Linked DNA regions of Homo sapiens: regions 1, 2, 3, 4, 6 and 7 are each linked to region 5. Evidence: chromatin contacts called from ENCODE Hi-C or POLR2A ChIA-PET data. All regions are on one chromosome and are shown on one strand. Each heading gives the region's core, a stretch centred on a gene start or an enhancer-like site at or near the end of the contact. The rest is flanking DNA. Distances are from core to core; before and after follow the strand shown. Region 1 has its middle 17 kb from the start of CLLU1. Region 2 holds the start of NDUFA12 (NADH:ubiquinone oxidoreductase subunit A12). Region 3 holds the start of LINC02391 (long intergenic non-protein coding RNA 2391). Region 4 has its middle 96 kb from the start of LINC02404. Region 5 holds the start of UBE2N (ubiquitin conjugating enzyme E2 N). Region 6 holds the start of NR2C1 (nuclear receptor subfamily 2 group C member 1). Region 7 overlaps LINC01619 (long intergenic non-protein coding RNA 1619).

What was found. Hi-C counts contacts between places; a loop is a spot of excess contacts on that map. ChIA-PET counts read pairs that join two places held with the same protein, here RNA polymerase II (POLR2A). Pooled maps may share reads with other maps.
Region 1: a pooled map shows a loop between it and region 5 (2.5-fold over the local background). The contact joins the enhancer-like site here to the promoter of UBE2N in region 5. A Hi-C loop is called at or near these places in 4 of 50 pooled maps.
Region 2: a loop to region 5 is called in a map of CD8-positive, alpha-beta T cell, with 5 times the contacts of the local background. The contact joins the promoter of NDUFA12 here to the promoter of UBE2N in region 5. A Hi-C loop is called at or near these places in 2 of 168 maps with a recorded cell type or tissue (CD8-positive, alpha-beta T cell and naive thymus-derived CD4-positive, alpha-beta T cell) and 12 of 50 pooled maps. POLR2A ChIA-PET finds 5 or more read pairs at or near these places in 1 of 52 experiments (activated CD4-positive, alpha-beta T cell).
Region 3: a loop to region 5 is called in a pooled map, with 5 times the contacts of the local background. The contact joins the promoter of LINC02391 here to the promoter of UBE2N in region 5. A Hi-C loop is called at or near these places in 2 of 37 single-sample maps with no recorded cell type and 3 of 50 pooled maps.
Region 4: a pooled map shows a loop between it and region 5 (5-fold over the local background). The contact joins the enhancer-like site here to the promoter of UBE2N in region 5. A Hi-C loop is called at or near these places in 1 of 37 single-sample maps with no recorded cell type and 2 of 50 pooled maps. POLR2A ChIA-PET finds 5 or more read pairs at or near these places in 1 of 52 experiments (activated CD8-positive, alpha-beta T cell).
Region 6: a map of naive thymus-derived CD4-positive, alpha-beta T cell shows a loop between it and region 5 (17-fold over the local background). The contact joins the promoter of NR2C1 here to the promoter of UBE2N in region 5. A Hi-C loop is called at or near these places in 1 of 168 maps with a recorded cell type or tissue (naive thymus-derived CD4-positive, alpha-beta T cell) and 8 of 50 pooled maps. POLR2A ChIA-PET finds 5 or more read pairs at or near these places in 1 of 52 experiments (OCI-LY7).
Region 7: a map of naive thymus-derived CD4-positive, alpha-beta T cell shows a loop between it and region 5 (2.8-fold over the local background). The contact joins the enhancer-like site here to the promoter of UBE2N in region 5. A Hi-C loop is called at or near these places in 1 of 168 maps with a recorded cell type or tissue (naive thymus-derived CD4-positive, alpha-beta T cell), 1 of 37 single-sample maps with no recorded cell type and 3 of 50 pooled maps.

The regions. Positions count from the first base shown.
Region 1 is chr12:92,402,633-92,405,699 of GRCh38, forward strand. No RefSeq gene overlaps it. Among named protein-coding and RNA genes, the nearest start is that of CLLU1, 17 kb to the right of the region's middle. RefSeq lists cis regulatory regions at 1,046-1,579, 2,210-2,659 and an enhancer at 1,368-1,617. Within about 2 kb of position 1,344, at least 7 of the 41 ENCODE cell types and tissues checked have a DNase peak (open chromatin) inside an H3K27ac peak, as active enhancers do.
Region 2 is chr12:95,002,405-95,005,266 of GRCh38, forward strand. NDUFA12 (NADH:ubiquinone oxidoreductase subunit A12) reads right to left here and starts at 1,293. Exons shown (of 4, transcript NM_018838.5): 1 at 1,191-1,293; 2 at 335-417. The coding sequence starts at 1,276. RefSeq lists enhancers at 924-1,551, 1,016-1,415.
Region 3 is chr12:92,361,985-92,365,095 of GRCh38, forward strand. It overlaps LINC02391 (long intergenic non-protein coding RNA 2391), which reads right to left and starts at 1,848. Exons shown (of 5, transcript XR_007063404.1): 1 at 1,607-1,848. The region is part of intron 1 of LOC105369902 (a long non-coding RNA gene); the gene reads left to right. RefSeq lists enhancers at 831-920, 1,401-1,450.
Region 4 is chr12:91,777,793-91,780,607 of GRCh38, forward strand. No RefSeq gene overlaps it. Among named protein-coding and RNA genes, the nearest start is that of LINC02404, 96 kb to the right of the region's middle. RefSeq lists an enhancer at 532-1,731. Within about 2 kb of position 1,324, at least 14 of the 41 ENCODE cell types and tissues checked have a DNase peak (open chromatin) inside an H3K27ac peak, as active enhancers do.
Region 5 is chr12:93,440,585-93,443,531 of GRCh38, forward strand. It overlaps UBE2N (ubiquitin conjugating enzyme E2 N), which reads right to left and starts at 1,363. Exons shown (of 4, transcript NM_003348.4): 1 at 1,271-1,363. The coding sequence starts at 1,300. RefSeq lists silencers at 579-698, 729-868, 1,019-1,228, 1,309-1,768 and an enhancer at 1,261-1,898.
Region 6 is chr12:95,072,079-95,074,966 of GRCh38, forward strand. NR2C1 (nuclear receptor subfamily 2 group C member 1) reads right to left here and starts at 1,540. Exons shown (of 14, transcript NM_003297.4): 1 at 1,302-1,540. RefSeq lists a silencer at 958-1,237 and enhancers at 1,127-1,627, 1,318-1,637.
Region 7 is chr12:92,033,657-92,036,576 of GRCh38, forward strand. The region is part of intron 1 of LINC01619 (long intergenic non-protein coding RNA 1619); the gene reads right to left. Among named protein-coding and RNA genes, the nearest start is that of LINC01619, 110 kb to the right of the region's middle. RefSeq lists enhancers at 1,317-1,611, 1,335-1,644. Within about 2 kb of position 1,360, at least 27 of the 41 ENCODE cell types and tissues checked have a DNase peak (open chromatin) inside an H3K27ac peak, as active enhancers do.

The sequences.
Region 1 (3,067 bases), core at 94-2,593, 1.0 Mb before region 5:
CCTCTTCTTCTTTTTCCCCTTCCTCTTCTTCAAATTTGATTTAAAGGTAGAATTGATTCCTTTCAACTGAAATACGTGGCTTATTTACAGCTATTAATGATATAATAAACCCAGAAAATAATTAATGATTGCTTGCAAATTGAATTGGATTATACTAAACTGTTGGTTCCTCTGCAATACAGTAGCTTTACTTGGTCTTTATGAGCAAACTGTCATATGCTAGGCTTTCTTCACAGTTTGAAGATCTCTTTTGGTATAATTTAAATTCAGTTTATGAACTCTGGGCACCACCTCCTACAAAGCAAAGGAGAATGTATCCTTGGTTGTTTTTAACTTAAGGCAAGTTCATATGGGAATTACAGAGATGAAATATGACTACCAAAGTCCTCTCAGTGACAGGGGACATGAAAGCAGCAGTTAACCATACAGGAGAGGCTTGGCAGAAGTTAGGGGAGGAGTTTTCACATTTCCTTATATTAAATTTTGTGCCAGAACCAACCATTTAGGTGACCTAGAAGTGTGCAACTAAAAATTGATACTTGTTTTTTTGTCATAAAACAATATACCCCACTGCAACAAATTCAAACAATATACTCTATTATTATTTCTTTATTTATTTCTTCTGCTGACATAAATTGTTTGGGGGCAAGCTGAGAGAGTTTTCTTCAACAGAATTTTAGTCAAAACTACATTACACCTGCTACCAAGCAAAGCACTCTCAGGCTGCAGTTTCCCTAGCTGTCATGGATAGAAACAAGGTTATCACAGTGGAAACTATGCCCTTATTCAAGAGTAATTCACTTTATAGCAGCCAAGTCTCTAACTGCAGTCCAAGGATAAAGAAATCAAGAGCAGTGATCAGATGACATCCAAGGCTTGAAGCAGCTTAAAGATCTTCCAGCAAAGTCAGACTTTCTTGGGTGACTTCTCTCAAAGTCTTGGGGATTAGCTTCCAATGTGTTTCTATGAAAGGGAAATGTTGAGAAATAAAATAAAGTGGTGAAAGGTTAGGATTAAAGAGGATTTTGTTCAATGTTGAGCCCTGTGAAAATATCACATGTTCAGATGAATTTGAAAAAGTCCAGTAGACTCTTAGATAAAAAAGAAGTATGTGTAGATAGAGGTGGCTGGTCAAATGGAAGCATTAATACTGCTGAGATAGATGGTGACTGATTAAATGGAAGCAGCCACACATCCATTCATTTCTCTGAAAATTAGCAGCTGTTGGCTGATAGACACCTTTCCTTCACATGCTCTTGCTGAAGTGATAAGAAGTGAAAAGAGCTTGAGGCAGGACTATTTTGAGTTCCAGGCGATCTGTGTTGCTATGAGATCTGAGATTAGTGGTTAAGTTGGTGCCGGATGTCATCCAGCAGCTGATCATGAAACCTCTAAAAGTTAAGTTCATTTCTCAGAAATCATCTGAGCATGTGGGCTGTTCAAGAAGGTGATTGAATTGCTGTTTCTTGGGATTTCCCCACCCTCAGTCCAAGTGAACTAAAGGGATTAATGGCCTTGATCCTGTAAGCATTTTTTTTACGCACCATGTTAAAATGTAACATGTTCTGTCCTTTTGTTCGAGGAGCCACTAATTCAATTGTTGCCCAAAACTTTATGCTGATTACTTTGTAATTATACCAAAATACCATTTTAGCTTCTTATTAACCACTGAGTTAAAAGACATTTATAGAAGCATGAGATGTCAAAGTCAGGTGAATTAGTGAAAAGTAGGCACAAAAAGTTATGGGATTCATGTAGCCTGAAATTTACATCTGTGTAAACCTTTGGCAGTTTGGCAGCTAAGTCTGCAGCCTCTGAGGGTGGTAAATGGCAGGAACTATGCCCATGTGTGAATGGTAATTTGCATTCTATAGTTAGGAGTGCCTATTTAACTGCCCCTGGCACTATGTAATTTTCTGTGCCTCAGCTTACTCTTCAGTAACATGTGGTAGTTAGTAATATAGTACCTATGCCACAGCATGTTCCTCACATGTAGTATGTGCTCAATTAATATTAACTATTAGTATTGCTACTATCGTTGTTGCTATTACTACAGAAAAGGCCCATGCATCCATCTCAAATGACTCATACCAAAGACTGACTTTAGTAAAGAAGACCAGGAAGGTTAAGGATTAGCCTTCAGAGTCAGGCTTTCATAGTCACAAAGATAGTGATTGGGGGAGTAGTGATAATGGAGGAGCTATTAAGAAGGAACACCATTCTTGATCTGAAGAGACAGTACTTAGAACAAGTATTTCAAAAAAAGAATGCTACCGTTTCCTAGGTTGGTACACTGAGGCTTCTGGGGCTGGAATCTGCTTATTTATGAGATAGATTATGAGAATCATAGGTTTGTAAGGAGCCTTCAGGGTCACCTAGTTCAGCCACTGCTAGGTGAGTTTTCTTCAATAAGAATTTTAAACCTGCCTAAAGTGTTATCTGTGGTATCCACCCGCTTCTTCTGCCTTATCTTTGGTCTCCTTTCTTGTCCTTCTCAACCCCACACAATGTGTCAGCACACACAGTGAAACTCCCTGTCCAAAAGGAGAAAAGGCTAAAGGAATTCACATTGAAACAGTTGTGCTAGGCTTCATCCCAAGAATGTGTGCTGGTGTATGTGTGTGTGTGTGTTTTTAATAACTTTTCAAAAATAGAAAAAAATTTCCTAAATATCAGCTTAGTAATTTTCCCTGACACTAGTCATTTATAATGCCAGGGAAAAGACATTTACACTAACAAATGAGTCTTGATCACTCTCCTTGTGTTCTAGGAAACTGTATTAGCCACGGTTAAGTAGTAGGAGGGCTTTGAGAATGCAGTAACTTCCATTTAGATTGAAAATACAAGATCAAATAGAATATACTAAAAGTGTATAGGCATAAGTATAACAACCTTCTCTTGGGAATATAAAACCTTATAGCAATGCAAGAAATTTGGCTTAACAATTACATTTATATAAAATTTTAAAACTTTTTGTAGAAAGTAAGATTGATATATAGTAACTGGGTGAAGTGGTGAGTGAAAAAGCTAATGTGATCCTAGTGTGTCCGGAATGGGTGGGTTCTTG
Region 2 (2,862 bases), core at 43-2,542, 1.6 Mb after region 5:
GCACTCCAGCCTGGCCGACAGAGACTCCATCTCAAAAAAAAAAAAAAAAAAAAAAAAAAAGAACAAAAACACTTCAAAATTTGATAGGTGAAAAATATATAACACTGTTTTTAAAGTTGCATTTCTGTTGTTACAAGTGAGAATGAGCATTTTTCCATACCTTCATTGGCTGTTTACTTTTCTTTTTTCTGTAAATTATCTTTTTTCATTTTCTATTGAGTTTTTCATCCTTTTCCAGGTGTTTTGTAAAAGCTCATTGCATAATATGGAAAATAGACTCAAATCAAATCCCAATCCCAATCCAATTATTCATACTAAAAAATACTGCACTCACCAAAAAATTGCTTGTTGTCTTCATAGTATTTGTTTCCATATTTGTCTTCCCCCACTAATGTACCAACCTTCGCATCATTTGTCCTGTGAATACCCAAAAGAAAACAGACATTTTAGAATGATTCTTAGTTCAAAACATAAACGGAAATAAAGTGAGAGTAACAACTTTCAGACACAAGGGCTGCTGCATCAACTAGCAAAATGAAGAAGTGCTGGGGATGGGAAAAGATGAATTGACAACTGATGTGCTCAAATTACACTAAAAATATAAATGTAGTCTCTTCAGATTACAGGACTACTTGTATCTACTATCCCTCAGCCAGGAGGCACTGGAATTAGCAAAACCTTTAGGAAATCAAAAAGCCAAAGTATTTCATCTTCTTACAATGATACGAAGGTCTCCAGGCTCTTTCATTCCACTCTGGGTCTCCATTTAGGTTTCTGCGAAACTATGCTGCTCGTGGGATCAGTGAATGTCAGGAAGAGAAGGGACCATCATTATTACCTTCAACGCCTTACAGACAAGGAACTGTACGGCAGTGCAGGGAAAAAAACTTTACCAGGGTCACTGAGTTAATGTCTTGTAATCCTCATTACTCTCCAGGGCGTGGGAAAAGAGGGGAGCCCAGATGCCCTTGCCTCCGAGTCACAGCTCTGACTCTACAGATAGCTTCGGTCTTGTATCGGGGATATATGGGACAGAGACCAGCCTGGGGGTGGCAAGGCAGAGATTGGGGCGGTTGTCCTTGACAAGAGCTGTGGATTCTCCAAGGTGACCCGAGCCTGGGACCCCTTCCAAGAAATCAGCCAGCGAAAGTCCAGCCCCAGAGGCCAAGAGCATGGCTCTGGCCGCCTACCTGAAAAAAACCCGTAGATAGCCTCGGAGACCGCCGTGGCCGGTGATCTGCTGCAGCCCGCGTTTCAGGACCTGCACTAACTCCATCTTGCCTCGCTGGCCCCGCCTCCCGGGTGCGCCGAGCAAAACCCACCGGATGGAAGCTGCCACTCAGCCGCAGGAAGCCCACGCCCAGAAGGTTCTCACGCGAACGCCAGACGTGGTGGCTCTGCGCGTGCGCAGAGCTAGGTCTTGCCTACGCGGTCATGTTCTGGCTTCCCAAGTAGGCAGAATTGGTTTCCCCTGGAAGCAAAGGTACCTTAAAATTTAGTTTTCAGAGGTTAAATCTAGAAGGCGGGCATATGCTGGAAAGCTCACCTACACGAGGCTTTCTCACACGGGGATTCCCCCTTTGGGAATTTCAGTTTCCTCATCTAAAAATAATTGGCTCTGGTGGGCGCGGTGGCTCACTGTTGTAATCCCAGCACTTTGGGAGGCCGGGTAGGGAGGATCGTTTGAGCCCAGGAGTTCGAGACCAGCCTCGCCAACACAGCGAGAATTCTGTCTCTACAAAAAAAAAAAAAAAATTAAAAATTAGCTGGATGTGGTGGCGCGTGCCCGTAGTCCCAGCTACTCGGTAGGCTGAGGCTTAGATGGGAGCATCGCTTGAGCCTAAAAAATTTCAATATTACTTCATTTGTTAACCACAATTCTTCTACAAAGAGAAACCTCCCTTCAACTATTTGGCTCCTGAGATACAATTAATGTAGGAAAGGCAGTATGGGTGCTTGATTCTCTTACTTTTTTTTTGTTTTTTAATTTTAGAGACAGGCTCTCTGTCACCCAGGCTGAAATACAGTGGTGTGATCATAGCTCACTGCAGCCTCAAACTCCTGTGCTCAAGCAGTCCTCCCATTTAAGTAAGTGCCACCACCCCTGGCTAATTTTTTTTTTTTTAGAGATGGGCATCTTGTTATGTTGCCCAGGTTGGTTTTGAACTCTGGCCTCAAGTGATCCTCCTGCCTCAGCCTCTCAAAATGCTGGGATTACAGGTGTAAGCCACCACACCCAGCCGATTCTTTCCCTTATGTGTGTTTTCAAAATAACAATTTAGTTCCCTAGCTTTTTTTTTTTTTTTTTGGTAGTGGTGGTTAAAAACACAAAATATAAAATTTACCATTTTAACCATTTTTAAGTGTACAGTAGTGTTAACCACATGCACATTGTTGCGCAACAGATCTCTAGAACTTATTCTTCTTGCAAAACAGAAACTTTATATCCATGGAACAACTTTTTCCTCTTTCTCCATCCCCTGCCAACCACCATTCTACTTCTGTTTCTAAGAGTTTAACTACTTTAGATACTTCATATAAGTAGAATCATGAGGTGTTTGTCTTTTAGGACCTGGCTTATTTCACTTAGCATGATATCCACAAGGCTCATCCATAGTGTAGTATATGACAGGATTTTCTTCTTTTTATAAATGTTGAATAATATTCCACTGTATGTATATGCCACCCAGTTACCTGTCCATAAACATTTCTGCTGATTCCGCCTCTTGGCTATTGTGAATAATGCTGCAGTGAACACGGGTGTGCAGATATCTCTAAGATCCTGTTTTCAGTTCTTTTGGATATATACCCAGAAGTGGATTGCTAGATCATATGGAAATTTTATTTTTTATTTTTATAGGA
Region 3 (3,111 bases), core at 598-3,097, 1.1 Mb before region 5:
CCATGATGATTACATCTGAGAATCTGTTCCTCCTTTATTCTATTTTTTCTTAAGAAATGGTCTTCTCTTTAGGAATGAATATGTGGAAGCAAAATGACTAGTTTATAACAGGCAGTACTCAAAAATGTTGTGAGTACAATGCAGAAACCTAACAGTGAAATTGCAAACTGAGAAAAGGAATCAAACAAGGGCAGAAAACAAGCGTTAAGGCTCGAGAATAAATTACGCATAGGACAAATTGGTACTCATTTTGAGAAGGAGAGGAGAGGTGAATTTAAACAGTCAAGTAATAAAAAGTCATTGTTCGGTAGAGGCTGTCTAGTGTAATGTTTAACAGCATGGACTGTATCCCAAGAATTGAGTCTGAAACCTGAATCTCCCACATACGAGTTCTGTGACATTGAGCCAGATCTTAAAGTCTCTAAATTTCTCTTTTGTTTTGTTTTGTTTTGCATGTAGGGAGAGGAGTATATACTTCCTAAGGTTGTGAAAAGGATGGTTCATAATAAAAGTATGTAGCGTTATTGAGTACATACTATGTGTAGGAATGTTACATGAATAAATTTATGAACCTTCATATTAACCCAATCTGGCAAGTACCTGCACTATTATCACTATTCCTATTTAGTATTTAAGAAAACTCAGGTTTGACTGGATTAGGTGACTTGTCCAAAGGGATACAGTTCAGATTTTTTTTGTTTTTGTTTTTGTTTTATGTAGCATAGAGACTTTTTTCAACTTTTAGATTCAGTGGGTATACATGCAGGTTTGTTACCTGGGTATATTTCATGATTAAAGCTGAGGTTTGAACATGGCAGAGTGATTCTAAAGCCCGTGGTTAAAGGACTATGCTGTCATATTGGCATGTAAAGTGCTTATCATAGCTTAGCATAGAGTAAGGCTTCCACATGCAAATCAAAAGAGAAACATTAAACATTAGCTGAAGAGGAAAACCAAATCACCCACCAGGAGGAAATTGACCTGGCCCTTTCTCCCAAGTGTATCACATGATATGATGTGTGCAGGTGTCAGATGATGCTGAGATGGCCGACAGAGCTCAATTCAGAAACAAGTGATGAGCTCCTTAACAAATTCCCTCAGGAGAGAACTGCCTCCCCTCCCCTTTCAAACGAGGCTGACCTTGAAGTTGTGCCTAAATTGCTCACCACAATCTCAGGCTCAACTTGCTAACTCATCTATCCAAAACACATGCATCCCCGACTTCTCCCTATTTCATGGGGTATCAAAAATAGAGACTTGAACCTCATAAAGTTAGTACAGGCCGGGGTGTTCACCATCTTCATAGCTGATTTACAGTTGCTTTATTAAACTGCCTCTGATCTGGTCAGCAGGCTATGAATGTGAACACCTAGTTAGAGCTGACCTTGAATCCCATTGGAACAGTAGACTTCTTTATTACATTTGAAAACCTAAAAATGTTCAAGGGGAGGTGGAAGGGAGGAGAGGCAGGCAGAGGGTGCTAGGTGCTTTGTTCAACCACCATGGTTCCCTCTGTCGAGATGGAAGATGGCTGTTGCTTAAAGCTTCTGCCCATCTTTGTCCTCTGGAAATATTTGTATTATACAAATCAAAGAATGGAACGCACCTGCCTCCTCCTCATTCTTCTCCCCTCCCCGACACTGGAATGAATGCATACTCTTCACACAGGACCCACAGGAAACCTGTTACCCCAAGTAACTGTTGCATTCTCATGTGTTCAGTCACAGGAAGAATTTCAGTTTCTCTCTTCCCCACGATTGGAGATGAGGCTGAGGTCACGGGAGAGAAAGAGCCCTGTCTTGTCTCCCAACAAGAGGGGTCTGTGCAGCTGCTGGGCCCACAGCAGACAGAAGGCACGCGGCAGCTGAGGCTCTTTAGAAGGCTTCCCACCCACTTCCTGAGTCTGGCTTTGATTTCTTAAAGGGCAGATGCACTTATTCCAGAGTCGCTCCCTGATTCAGCTGTCGGGGGGAGGGTGGAATAAAAAGCTAAAGCAACCATTTCCTTTTCTGTAGCTCCTTTGCTTTGTCTCAGATCCTCTTTTCTGAGTTATCTGCTACTAAGTCTGTCTCTCCTTCCGCTCAGAGCAGCAGTGGCTGAGTTTTGTCGAGTGCTAGATAATCACTGATCTTAATTATAAACAGCCTCAGCTCAGAGGAATGGTTTTGATAGGAAAGTCAACACCAGGACGCAAGATGGGTAGGTAGCAAAATGGAACCCAAGCCAGTTTTCCAATAAAAAACAGACAAAATATATTTATAAGTAAGATTCAATTCATCCTCCACGCAGTAGCAGCCTGGAGGCTCCTTGTGAACTGACCTCTGTCTACTGTCCCCTTTAAACTTTTTTTTTTTTGATACGGAGTCTCACTCTGTCGCCCAGGCTGAAGTGCAGTGGTACAATCTCGCCTCCCTACAACCTCCACTTCCTGGGGTCAAGCAATTCTCCCGCCTCGGCCTCCCGAGTAGCTGGGATTACAAGCACGCATCACCACGCCTGGCTAATTTTTTTTGTATTTTTAGTGGAGACGGGGTTTCGCCATGTTAGCCAGGCTGGTCTCGAACTCCTGACCTCAAGTGATCCGCCTGCCTCGGCCCCCCAAAGTGCTGGGATTACAGGCTTGAGCCACCATGCCTGGCCACCCCTTTAAATTTTATGCTTCAGTAATAGTGTTGATTTTACCTCCAAAATACAGAGCTGTTTCATGCTTCTGTGCCTTTGTGGACTCTTCCCTCTGCCAGAAATGCCTTCTTACTGTGTCTTCCTGGAAATATCTTATTTGACTTTTAAAAACTGGTGCAGACATCACCGCTTCATCTCCCTCCAGTGTTTTTCATTTAATTGGTCTGGGATGTGGCCTGAGCCCTGGGAGTTTTAAGTGCTCCCCAGGTGATTCTAATCTGCACCAGAGTTTGCCAATCACTGCTTAAGGCCAGCAGTTTTCAGACTTGAGCAGGCATCAGAAACAGCTGGAGGGCTTGTTAAGGCACAGATTGCAGGGTCCACCCCCTGAGTGTAGAATTCAGTAGCTCTGGAGAATTTGTATTTCTTTCTTATTTTGTTTTCTCTTTTGTTTTGTTTTGTTTTGTTTTGTTTTACTTTTATGTTTTT
Region 4 (2,815 bases), core at 74-2,573, 1.7 Mb before region 5:
TCATCCCTTGTCCAGGTATCCATCTTGTACTCACCACATGCCTATTAGTCACTAGTCACTGTCTTGGTGATCAGATTGACTGTTGAAGTATCTCAGTGCTTATGTTCAAGTAACTCTTATTTTACTTTTATTACAATAGATCAATTTTATTACTAGTTAATGCTGTTGATCTCTCACTGTGCCTAATTTATAAATTCAATTTTATCGTAGATAGGTAGGAAAAAAGTAGTATATATAGAATTTGGTACTATTCAAGGTTTCAGGCATCCGCTGGAGGTCTTGAAACATACCTTCTAAGGACAGGGGGAATAATGTATATGCAAATCACACGGGAATATTTTAAAATGTACTTTGTGAATAGGGAGAACTGGGGTGCAGCCCTACATACTGCATTTATAATCAGTTCCCACTTAATGCTGATGTTATTGTTTCAAAAAACACCTTTTGAGTAGCAAAAGCCCAGATGACAATTTCTTATTTGCATTAGCCTATTTCCTCCTCAGTTGAATTTCAATTTGATTTCTCAAAGGGCAAAAGGGGAAGAACTTATACACATATGTTTCATAGTTTAAAACCTAAGTCTGGTCACATTTTTACTCAATGATATTAAGTATAGATTTCAAGTTTGCATACAGTAGCATTTACTATAAAATAGGAGAATGTTACTTTTTAGGAATAATCTAAGGACAGGTGTAGATGTTATTTTTTAATGAGGTTCAAATTTAGCACTGTAATGAACCTCACTGAAAAAGTAAAGCAGGAAATGGCAGATTTGTTTTGATAGAAACCAAGAATTTTAAGTGTGTGTTGGCTTTACACTGTCTTTGAAACTGTGCTATGAAAACACAGGATCCAGGAAATGAGCCCAGCCAAGTGATTCCACTCTCTAAAGATGTCAAAGTCGGTTCTCTGCAATATCCAAATGTTCCTCTTTTGGAAGTGAAATGAGGAAAGGCCTATATAATTTCTAGCTGAGTAAACGAAGAGTGCTTTATTCTCTTATAAATCAGTTACAGTCCCTTAAATAAAAGCATGCTTCCTCCTGAAAGCAGCTGAAAGTTTCATCTCTTTAGAAGAGGCTTTGTTTTCTCTGAAAATGGGCAGGGGGACTAATTAAATTAATTTTTCTTTGTTCCTTTAAGAAAAATAAACTTAAAGAAACGGAGTATCTGGGTGTGTATGTGGAAGAAAGTGACTAGCTCTGATGACCAGGCACGTCACAGTTTCTTGTTTTGACTCAAGAATGATAAAACAGTAATGGCTTTGACCCATTGCCCTGCTGATGTGCTGATATGAGTTTGCCATTGGTCACTGGAAGATCAAGGTCTGCCTTTCTGCTGACCAAGCATTCTCCTAACTATTAGTCACTGTCTTCACTTAGAGCTCTCTTTCATGACTCAGTGCAGCTCTCACATTTGGGCTGGGCAAAACGGAAGTTCTTACTTAATTCAACCTGCTGCAATAAAAATTGAAACAAACACGTCGCATTCTCCTTTTTCTTAAAAATTTTGGTAACATCACTGTGACTAGAGCAGTTAGAGAAACTCTAAAGCAGAAAATAAGAAAATCATTGCTTAATGTGGGATTTCGATGTGGCAGAGTGAGAGTTTTTACGGCTATACTGACACAGAAGCATTTGCCTTTGAAAATGGGTAAACTGAGCTTAACATTTTCATGAGGCAAATTAGATGTAATATCTCAATATCTCATAATTTTCCTCTCAGAGAACATCTGTTTTCTGAAGGAAAGCTGGCAAACCGTGTTGCAATTAGAAGCTGAGACCATTTATAGTGAAGTGAACCTCAGATTACTGAGGTTGACACTCTAAAGCAGGGATTCTTTACCTAGGAATCATGCCTATATTATTACACTCTGAAATCATGTAGGACACTGGTGTAATTTACTAGGAGAGGGGACATTAATTTTCATCTTTGTCCAATGGTTCTGTGATTCTCCAAATAGGTGAATAACCATTTCACTAGTGTCTATCAGCATTTAAAACATTCATGACTTTGAGCTAAATATCCTGTTTCCAGGGATTAATCCTACACAAATATTTATCCTGGTGAACAAGATATTTTAAAATATTATGGCATGTTTATATTATGGAAAACTCTAGTAAGATTAAAAATAATAAAGCTCACTTGGGAAACTGTCTAAGATGTATTAACTTAAGAGTAATTTGTTCATCAGATAATCAATTAAGCATCAACAATGTCAGGCACTGTGTTTGCTACTAGGAATAAAAGTAAACAAATACTGACCTTTTTTATTTTTATGATACTTGAAGTCTACAAGAGATCAATATGTATTTATAATATGTAAATAAAAATATGGGTTAGTGATTGCTTGCAGGTGTTTATTTACATATACTTATCAAAACTCTGGAAGCATATATATCAAGAAGTAAGATTTTAAAATCTGAGACTTGAAAAGGAGATGAGGAGAGATTTTTAGTTTTTTCTTCTATTTTGTTTGATTTTATTAAATACAATATATTACTTTTGTAATACCTCAATGCTTATTTTAACCATTTATTAAAACTCTGGGCTGAGGTAGGGAAATGTACAACATTAAACTGAGTGTTGGCTCTGGTTGTTGCAGTCTTCACAGTAAAAAAACAACACATAAGTTTTGGGTTTTTTTTTTTTTTAATGAGTTTTTGACTGATCTTAAACAACCGGCTAAATTACGTTTTGTATTTAAGATAATTTTGTCCACTAGATCACTATTCTGTTCTTGTACACACAAACCCTCTGGTCTTCAAGAATGTGGCTGACATATCAGATAGTTTATGAATCCACAGTGTCATTTG
Region 5 (2,947 bases), core at 113-2,612:
TTAGTATGCATCTCCCCACAGATTTCACAAGAATGAGCAAGATTAACATACACGTTCACCAGGTTATATCAAGCAAAATGATGCTGCAATTGAGTCACTTTAACTGGCGCATTTAGTCACATAAATGTGCAACTAATTTCCTTCATAAAAACCGACACAAAAATTTAAGGTTTAGTTGTTGTGATGACAAGGAATATCTCACGTCTGAAGACTTGTCGATATTTCCTTAAGACTTTACAAAATCAAAGAATCGAAAATGTCATGGTTCCATACATACTTGTCAAAACACAGTATTCATAAACAGCCAATTAATAATTAAAACGCACAAAATTGAGGGGCAAAAGATTTCACGAGATCCCCCACAGAGGCCAAGGTAGGAAGATCTCTGAAGCCAGGAGTTTTGGAAGCCGCCTGGGCACTATAGCGAGGCCTCATATCTACGAAAAAGAGAGGAGAGGAGAGAAGAGGAGAGAGAAAGAGAATCCCCCATAACTGCGGCCCTCCCCCAGCCTTGTGTTAAAACTATTTCCTCGGAACAGCTCTGAAAGAGTTTGCCAACCAGAGTAAAATCACTTCGCAGAGATAAACGAGCGGAAACGTATTCAGAAGAGAGAGATCGCGGAAGCAAGGGCAGCGGGGCGCGGGGCCCCCACGTCCCGGGACCCAGGCAGCCGCGGCAACCAGGGGCGAGCATGTGCTGACCGCGGCAGGACGCGCGGGCCTCCCAGAGCCACTTCCCGGGGCGCAGGGCCCCGCCCGGCCTGACCCTCCCGGTTCATTCATTCTGCACCCGCGGTTGCCGCACCTCCGCGGCCCCGTCGGGGCGGAGAAGAGGGGCTTGGCTGCCGAGGGACCTTGTCGGGCCACAATCCCCACCAGGCGCCCGAGCCCCGCCGCGATTCCCGCGCGCCCGCGGCCTCCGGCGGGGGGGTGGTCTCAGAAGCTATGGAGGCCCGCGCCCAAGCCCAGAGACCCCCAGCCTTGCCGCCCCACCCTCCGCCGGGGCGTGGGACAGCACTCCCTGGCCCGCCGGGCAGCCGCCTGGAAGCCCCGGGTCCCCGCTGTCCGGCTGCCCCGCCGCGGCCGGAAGTCTCCCCGGCGCCCCCTCCTCAGCACCCGACTTCCCTCGCCGCCGCGGCCAACCCCTCTCCGCGCCGCCTCGGGCCTCCCAGAGCGGGCCGCGGGCCGAAGGAGGCGAGAGGCCGCGCTGCCTGCCCAGCTGAGCCGACGAGAGCAGAGCGAAGAGCTGGAGGCCGGCCTGGGCGGTTACCTTGATGATCCTGCGGGGCAGCCCGGCCATCTTGTCAGAACCCGAGTTCGGCCTCTGGTCTCGTCTCCGGCTCCTCTCGCCTCACGCACGAGTGGAAGTCCCGGGCTCCACTTCCGGGGGACGTTGCCGCGCCCGTCGCCGCAGCCGCCGCCGAGGCCCCTCGGGAAATGTAGTCCCTGCTCGGGCGCGGGCTCGGGCACGGGCGGGCTTCCCTCCGACCTGGCCCCCTCCCCCGTGCGCCCCGCCCCAACCGCTGCCGGGGATGGCGGAAGTGACGCTCTGTTGCGGGGCAGGGACTTGGGACAGGCCGCGAGGGGAGGCGCGGGGCTCTGGCGCTCGTGGCCGAGCCTGCCCGCGACGGTGGTACGGCACGACCCGCGCGCGACTGCGCGCGCGTCTCTCTTAACCGTGGCCACGCCCGCGCCGGTGGACGACGTAACAGAGGCCTGGCCTACGACGTATCCCATTCATTCATTCACGCGTTCGTTCTTTCAGCTCACGCGTTCGTTCTTTCAGCTCAGCCTGCATTGCGCGCGTTCCCTGCTGGCTCTGCAGTGAACGACTGAGGTGGGGCTCATCGTCTTGCTCCTTCCTCAAAGGGAGGGCAAGACCGAAACTCGGTGGCAAAGCTCTGACTGGGGGTCTCTCCAGTTACTCACACGCTGTTGGGGGAGTTTTGATGTTTAAATTGTATAAATCGGACCTCTGACACGCCCCTAGGCCCAGGGTAGGCTGAAGGAAAAGGGTTTGGAGCGAGTTGGAGGCGGGAAGAATGGTTCTGAACGCCTAGACCTAAAGGTTGAGACTCAGAATTGTTAACAGGACGAATGACCAAGGAGAGGTTTAAAGAACCCAGAGTAATCCGTAAAGCAGAGATTACCTATAGAGTGCGAGGTCCTATGAGAGAATTAGAGTGGGGGTGCCCGAAAATTGAATTGTTGGGGAAGCGTTTTATCCTGATGACGGATGGTTTGCTGTGTGATGGACTGTTTGCAAGCACTTTACTTCATCTTCACAGCAATCGTGAGGAGGTGTTGTTTCCATTTTACAAATGAGGCTTAGATAGTTAACCTTTTCCAAGGAGCTGTTTTGTCCCCAGGCAGATCCGCCAAGACCTGGCCCTTAACTACTTAACCACAGTGTTTCCTAGCACACTAACAGACAGTAGATGGTGAATAAATGAAGACAAGACTGACCGTGCCTTCCAGGAACTTAGATTCCAATGGAGAAGAGAGACCAGTAAACAATTAGTTACAATCCAATGTGTTAAGGGCTGTCTGTAATACAGGTTCCTCCAAGGTGCTATTTTAGCAGAGAGGCATTAACTGCTTGAGAACTCAGGGAAGCCTTCTTAAATAAGTGAAGTCCTCAATGATGAGTAAGAACCTACCTGACCTTGTAGGGAAGAGTATGCCAAGCATAGGAAATGGCCTGTGAAATGGCATTGAGCTATGAGAGAGAAAAAATAGTGCACTAAAGAAACTGGAACTCTGAATACAAGAAACCTACTAAGAACAATAAGAAATATTTTGTGCTGGCACGATGCTAAATGGTTAATAAATTTAATACATCATTCAATTATGAAACAGATGAAGTAGTCTCTATTATTAACAGAACGTTTTAGATGAGAAGCCAAGGTTCAGAGGTAATAATGAGAATTTCAAATAACCAGAAGTC
Region 6 (2,888 bases), core at 290-2,789, 1.6 Mb after region 5:
CGCTTTTTCAGATATACTAACTGGACTTAAAGCAAAGTTTAAAAACAATCATCGGCCGGGCGCGGTGGCTCACGCCTGTAATCCCAGTACTTTGGGAGGCCGAGGCGGGTGGATCAGAGGCGGGTACATCACGAGGTCAGAGTATCAAGACCATCCTGGCCAACATAGTGAAACCCCACCTCTACTAAAAATACAAAAAACAAAAACAAAAACAAAAACAAAAAAACTAGCTGGGTGTGGTGGCTCGTGTCTGTAATCCCAGCTACTCGGGAGGCTGAGACAGGAGAATCGCTTGAACCTGGAGGCGGAGGTTGCAGTGAGCCGAGATCGCGCCACCGCACTCCAGCTTGGCGACAGTGAGACTCCCTCTCCCTCTCAAAAAAAAAAAAAAAAAAAGAAAAAAAAATCGAGTATCACCAACCACACAGCAGAAATGGTTCAAAAAAGCTCAAAATCGAAGGTCCATTTACAAATTCTAGCGGTACTAAACCCTAAAGGCCGTAATTTTAGGTCTTTCTGCTTTTGCTTTCCGGTTACTTTTTTAAAGGCTGACCTACTTACTGAAGATTATGGGACAACCTGGCAACATTCGTACTGCACAAAAATGGTATCTGCCCGAGTTGGAAGAATTATTTCTTAACAAAAGAGCTATCTATCGGAAGCTTGGACATGCCCCCTGCAGTGAGAACCCTGGGGCCGTTCCATTTCTTCTGAAAAGATCCAGGCCCACAGGCAGCGACGACCCTGGCCAGATTTGCCGTGAGAGAAAAGTGAAAGTGGGGGGAGTCATTCTGTCCGTCCCGTGAAAGCACGGGAGTTAGTGACGGGATGCAGGCCGGGACTTGCGGCCACTAGCCGAGGGTCGGCCTCTCCCACGTCTCACTCGTGCCGGCGTTAGCCGTGCGCCCTGGAAGCCCCGGCGCTGCGCGCGGCTCTCCCGGGCGGGGAAAGCTGCAGCGCCGCGGAAGCTTTCCCTGCAGGTTAAAGGTCAGAGGCGCTGCGGTAAGCGCAGCTGGAAAGGGGGTTGTGTGCTCCAAGCCGCTCGCCGTCCGGCCCCGCGTCCCGCCGCCCCTGTCGCCCCCGCCTCTCCCGGGGCCCCGCGCATTTGGCGCCGCAGCTCCGCGCTCCCAGCCGAAGTCGAGCAGCCCCAAGCGGCGCTCCCAAACTGAACGGCTCCGCTGGCCGCAGGACGCCGGCCGGGGGATGCGCTGGGACCGCGTCCGTTGGCGGTTGGGGTGAAGGGCACCCCCTGGCCCCCGCCCCCGACGCGGTCGCTGGTGTCCCCACCCAGCGTTTCTTACCGGCGCTTTTGCGCCCTGCTGACTCCGGCGTCGGGCGCCGACGCGACAGTCCCGCGGCTGCCACTCGTGGATTGGGGGGCGCTCCGGGAAGAGAGGTTGAAGAAAGCCGACGGGATGTGGGATCGAGATTCACGGCGGAGAGAGCTTTCTGTGTTTGGGTATTTCTGGGGGGTCAGAGTTCGTGACCTCTTTCTCGGCTCGGCGGCGCGCTATCCCGCCAGCGCCTGCGCATTAGCAACGGGGAGAAGCGGCGAGAGGAGGTCGTGACGTTCCCAGGGTGGGGTGGAGGGATCGGAGGGCCGAGCAGCGGCTCTGTGAGTCCACTGCCCCCTTTTGGCTTGGAGGCAGAGTGCCCCGCCAGAGCTACGCGTTCCCAGCCAGGTAATTTTTGAAGCCACGTGCAAAGGTTTAAGCATCGTTTGCCAAAGGTGGGCATTAGGGGAGGTTTTGAGTCAACGTTTTAGATTTGAGTAATAAATAACCCTCTGGGTCTTAGGCATATCTGTTTCTAATTTCTGGAAAACTGGGCTCTGGGGTAGAGTCCAATCATATTTAAACTTTTTTTTTTTTGTATTACACTTTAAGTTCTAGAGTACATGTACACAACGTGCAGGTTCGTTACATATGTATACATGTGCCATGTTGGTGTGCTGCACCCATTAACTCGTCATTTACATTAGTAAGCTTTATATATAATGACAAGCTGAGGCCGACTCATGCAAATGGTAAGGCAAAGTTTCACTTATAAACTGTTGTGAGTAAAGAGACATAATGGCTAAACAGGGCAAGAATATAATCACTAGAGACTGGGCACGGTAGCTCACGCCTGTAATCCCAGCAAGTTGGGAGGCCGAGGCGGACGGATCACTTGAGCCCGGTTGTTTGAGGCCAGCCTGGCCAACATGGCGAAAACCCGTCTCTACAAAAAAATTAGCCAGTCCTGGTGGCGCGTGCCTGTCGTCCCAATTACTTGGAGGCTGAGGTGGGAGGATCACCTGAGTCAAGACGGCAGTGAGCCAAGATCACACCACCGCACTCCAGCCTGGGTGACACAATGAGTCTTTCTCTCTCTCTCTATATATACACACACACATATATATGTATATTCCACATCCTCTCTATAATATATATATTATTATATATTGAGGATTATCCTCAATGGCCGTTTTTTGTCTGTTTTGCTCAGTGATGTATTACCAAGCACATAGGACAATGCCTGCTATTCAATAATGATGTATGAAATGAAAGCCAGGCAAGTGGCTGCTGGGAGGCCAAGGAAAGATCACTTGGGGCCAGCAGTTGGAGACCGGCTTGGGCAAGATAACAAAACCCTGCCTCCACAAAAAAAATTTTTCAAATTGTGAAATGAAGAGACATTGGTGGAACATCGCATTCTGACAGTGGCCACCTGTAGTGGCAAGGTGTGGCAGGAATAACTGCCCTGTGTGCAAAGTACTCTGCGCTTTAGATTTTGAAGCATTCTTGAAATTTCTAGTTTTTTTTTAAATCTCCTTTGTTTTGTCATGAAATTTCTATTTTATCTAGCTTAGGTCGGCACTGTAGGAAAGCAGCCACAAACTCAGGGCA
Region 7 (2,920 bases), core at 110-2,609, 1.4 Mb before region 5:
ACTTCTTCCTAGTGTTTCACCATGCGGTGAATGAAGAGGGGTGCTGGAAATGTCCCCAGATGTTCTAACATACTTGCCAAAGCTGATTACAGCATTTTTGTTTAATTAAAACAAACTTACATGACATATTTCTTTTCATAAAGGTAGTTTTTGTTTAATTGTAGAAAAGTTAGAAGATACAAATAAGGGAAAACAAGGAGAAGAAGGGAGAGAGGGAGACATGAATGAAGAAAGAGAAGAAGAAAGGAGGGAGGGAGGAAGGGAAAGAGAAAAGAAGACTTGCAGAGAAAACTTATCATCCCCAGAGAAGCCATCATTAGCATCTAAATGTTCAGCTTTTCAAAGCCCCCACCCCTTTTTTTTAACTATATATGGTGGGGTTATTTTTACAAAAATGTGATCATAGTCTTTTTTTTATTTTTATTTATTTATTTTTTTTGAGGCACGGGGCTGGCTCTGTTTCTCAGACTGGAGTGCAGTGGCTTCCTGCAGCCTTGAACTTCTGGGCTCAAGCAATCCTCCCACTTCAGCCTCCAGAGTATGTGGGACTACAGGTGCATGCTGCCACCACACCTAGTTCTTTTTTTTTAGTAGAGACAGAGTCTGCCCAGGCTGTTATCAAACTCCTGGGCTCAAGTGATCCTCTCGCCTTGGCCAACCAAAGTGCTGGGATTACAGGTATGAACCATTGCACCTGGCTGAATCATACTTTTATAACTTGCTTGTTCCACTACTCCATATATCTAAATTATTAAATATTATTTCTACTAAATTCTTAATACTAGGAGTTCTTAACCTTTGAGTGATAGACAGGTTCCTGTTTAAATCTCTTTATATTACATGAAAATGTTGAGCATATGGAGATTTTTCTAGGGAGATGGTTCACAGCTTTTATTGAGCTCCCCAAGGGTGCCCACAATCAAAAATTTTTAAGGCCACTGTTTTACACCCTCATTTTAAATGGTAAAAATAGATATATCTGGAAGAGATATAAACAGACACATATCATGATTTTTTTAACCAAATTCTTGTTACACATTTAATTCCATCCCACTTTTGAACTATTATAAACAATATGCAGTGAACTTAGCTTTTAAAACTTTAACTACATAACTATTTCCCGTGATACTGGCAGAAATGACATTGCTGGGAATTTTTTCAGTGTGAAGTAACACAGATTGACAAATTGTCACAGCACTTAACAAGTGACTTTTTACACCATAGAACCCACCTTGTTCAGATACTACAGCTAGAACTGTATCATGAGAGAGCCACCCTCCTGCACATACTGCAGGAAGGAGCAACATTTCCTGCATTTGTTTGGTTTTGTTACCGACTTGCCGCCCTGCCTGCCACTTTGAGGCACAGTTGCAGCGCCTCTGTTTACATTTTTGGAGGACACGTGGACAAGCCCAGGCAAAGCCGAACAGCACACGGTACATCAATCACACAAGGAACATCTGCTGATTCCCTTGGGGGAAACAGAATGATTCCGAGAGTTGGGGCACTGCCAACGGGAAATTCACACAGATGAAAGCAACAGAATTCATGCTTGCAGTTTCAAGGGGGTGGAGGAAGGAGGAGAAAGAGAGTGGGTAAGCAGCAAGGTGAAATACAGGGTTCCCCCCCGAGTCTCACTTGTTACATATGAAAAGGTTTAAATCAGTGTTTTAAAATATCGGAACTGGAAGTTGTGAAAGCAAAACTATTCTTTGGTTTCAGATGTATTTTCATCTAGAGACCTTATTAAGGAATTTGCTAGAATAGTTTTAGTGACCCAAAAATAAATATTGATTGGTTCTGTATGTATTTATAAAAGTATACCTGGTCTGGGGGATCTGAGGCTACTGGATCATAAGAGAGTACAATGAAACCAGAGTGTGCTAACCTGCACATCTTGAAGGACTAACATCTTCCAGGTTTGCTGTTGTTTACGTGCTGCCTGTGAAAAGCAGAGTTTTGAGTGTTTTCAGCACCAAAGTCCCCTCAAAGCAAAAGAACAAAACCATCAAGATGTTATTGGTAATTCATAATCTGAAGCTGAGCATATAAGAATTTGTCTTTTTTAATTGTGGATACATTGAATTTGGGCTCCCAAATGGTGTTCTTATGATTTCAGTTTTTCTCTCAGAGAAAATACTGTACCAACAAGCCCTGTCAGAAGTCACCTCCAAATGCATGGAATACCAGGAATGACCCCTCCCTTCCTTCAGATCTGATATTTCCTTGGCAAGCACTTTTTCTCAGACTATCTTGCCATCGAATTTCTATACCGCCTCAAGATGACACTTTGTCTAGCAAAAAGTGATGCAAAGCTCTTTTGCAAAAGCCCCTCAAATTAATACACCTTACATATTTTCACTAATAAAACTTTCCTTGGAAGCCCCATATGTGTAATTATGCTTTCACAGATGTAAACAACTAAAACACAAGAAGATTAAATGATCTCTCTGAGATGACCTAGCAAATCATCCACCAAATGCATGATGTCTGACAACTTATGACATACAAATGCTTACACTGACAACTCGCCCTCATCCTTGTTTCTGTGCAGAAAAATAAGGGAAATCGTTTACTGGCCCAGAAGACCTCACGATGGCAAATTCAATCAGATCCTCATTAACCAGATCAAAATGAGGCCTGACAGAGTCTTCATTAGATCTACAAAATCCTGTTCGTTTTAGCTCTGAGTCTCCTGACTTGTCCGTGTCATCATAAATTGGTTGTTTTGAAGTCAGAGAGGACAAAGTGCTTGCAGATGATGGTCACCCTGCCTGACCTATAAGGACAAGGTTCTGTTAGAAAAAATGAAACAGTGCAGCAGTGGCAAGGCCTGGCCAAAGAAATAGGTTTGCTAACCGGCAAGAAACAGAGAAAAGAAAAACCCAGTTATTTAAAAATACTGACCAAAATACTAACA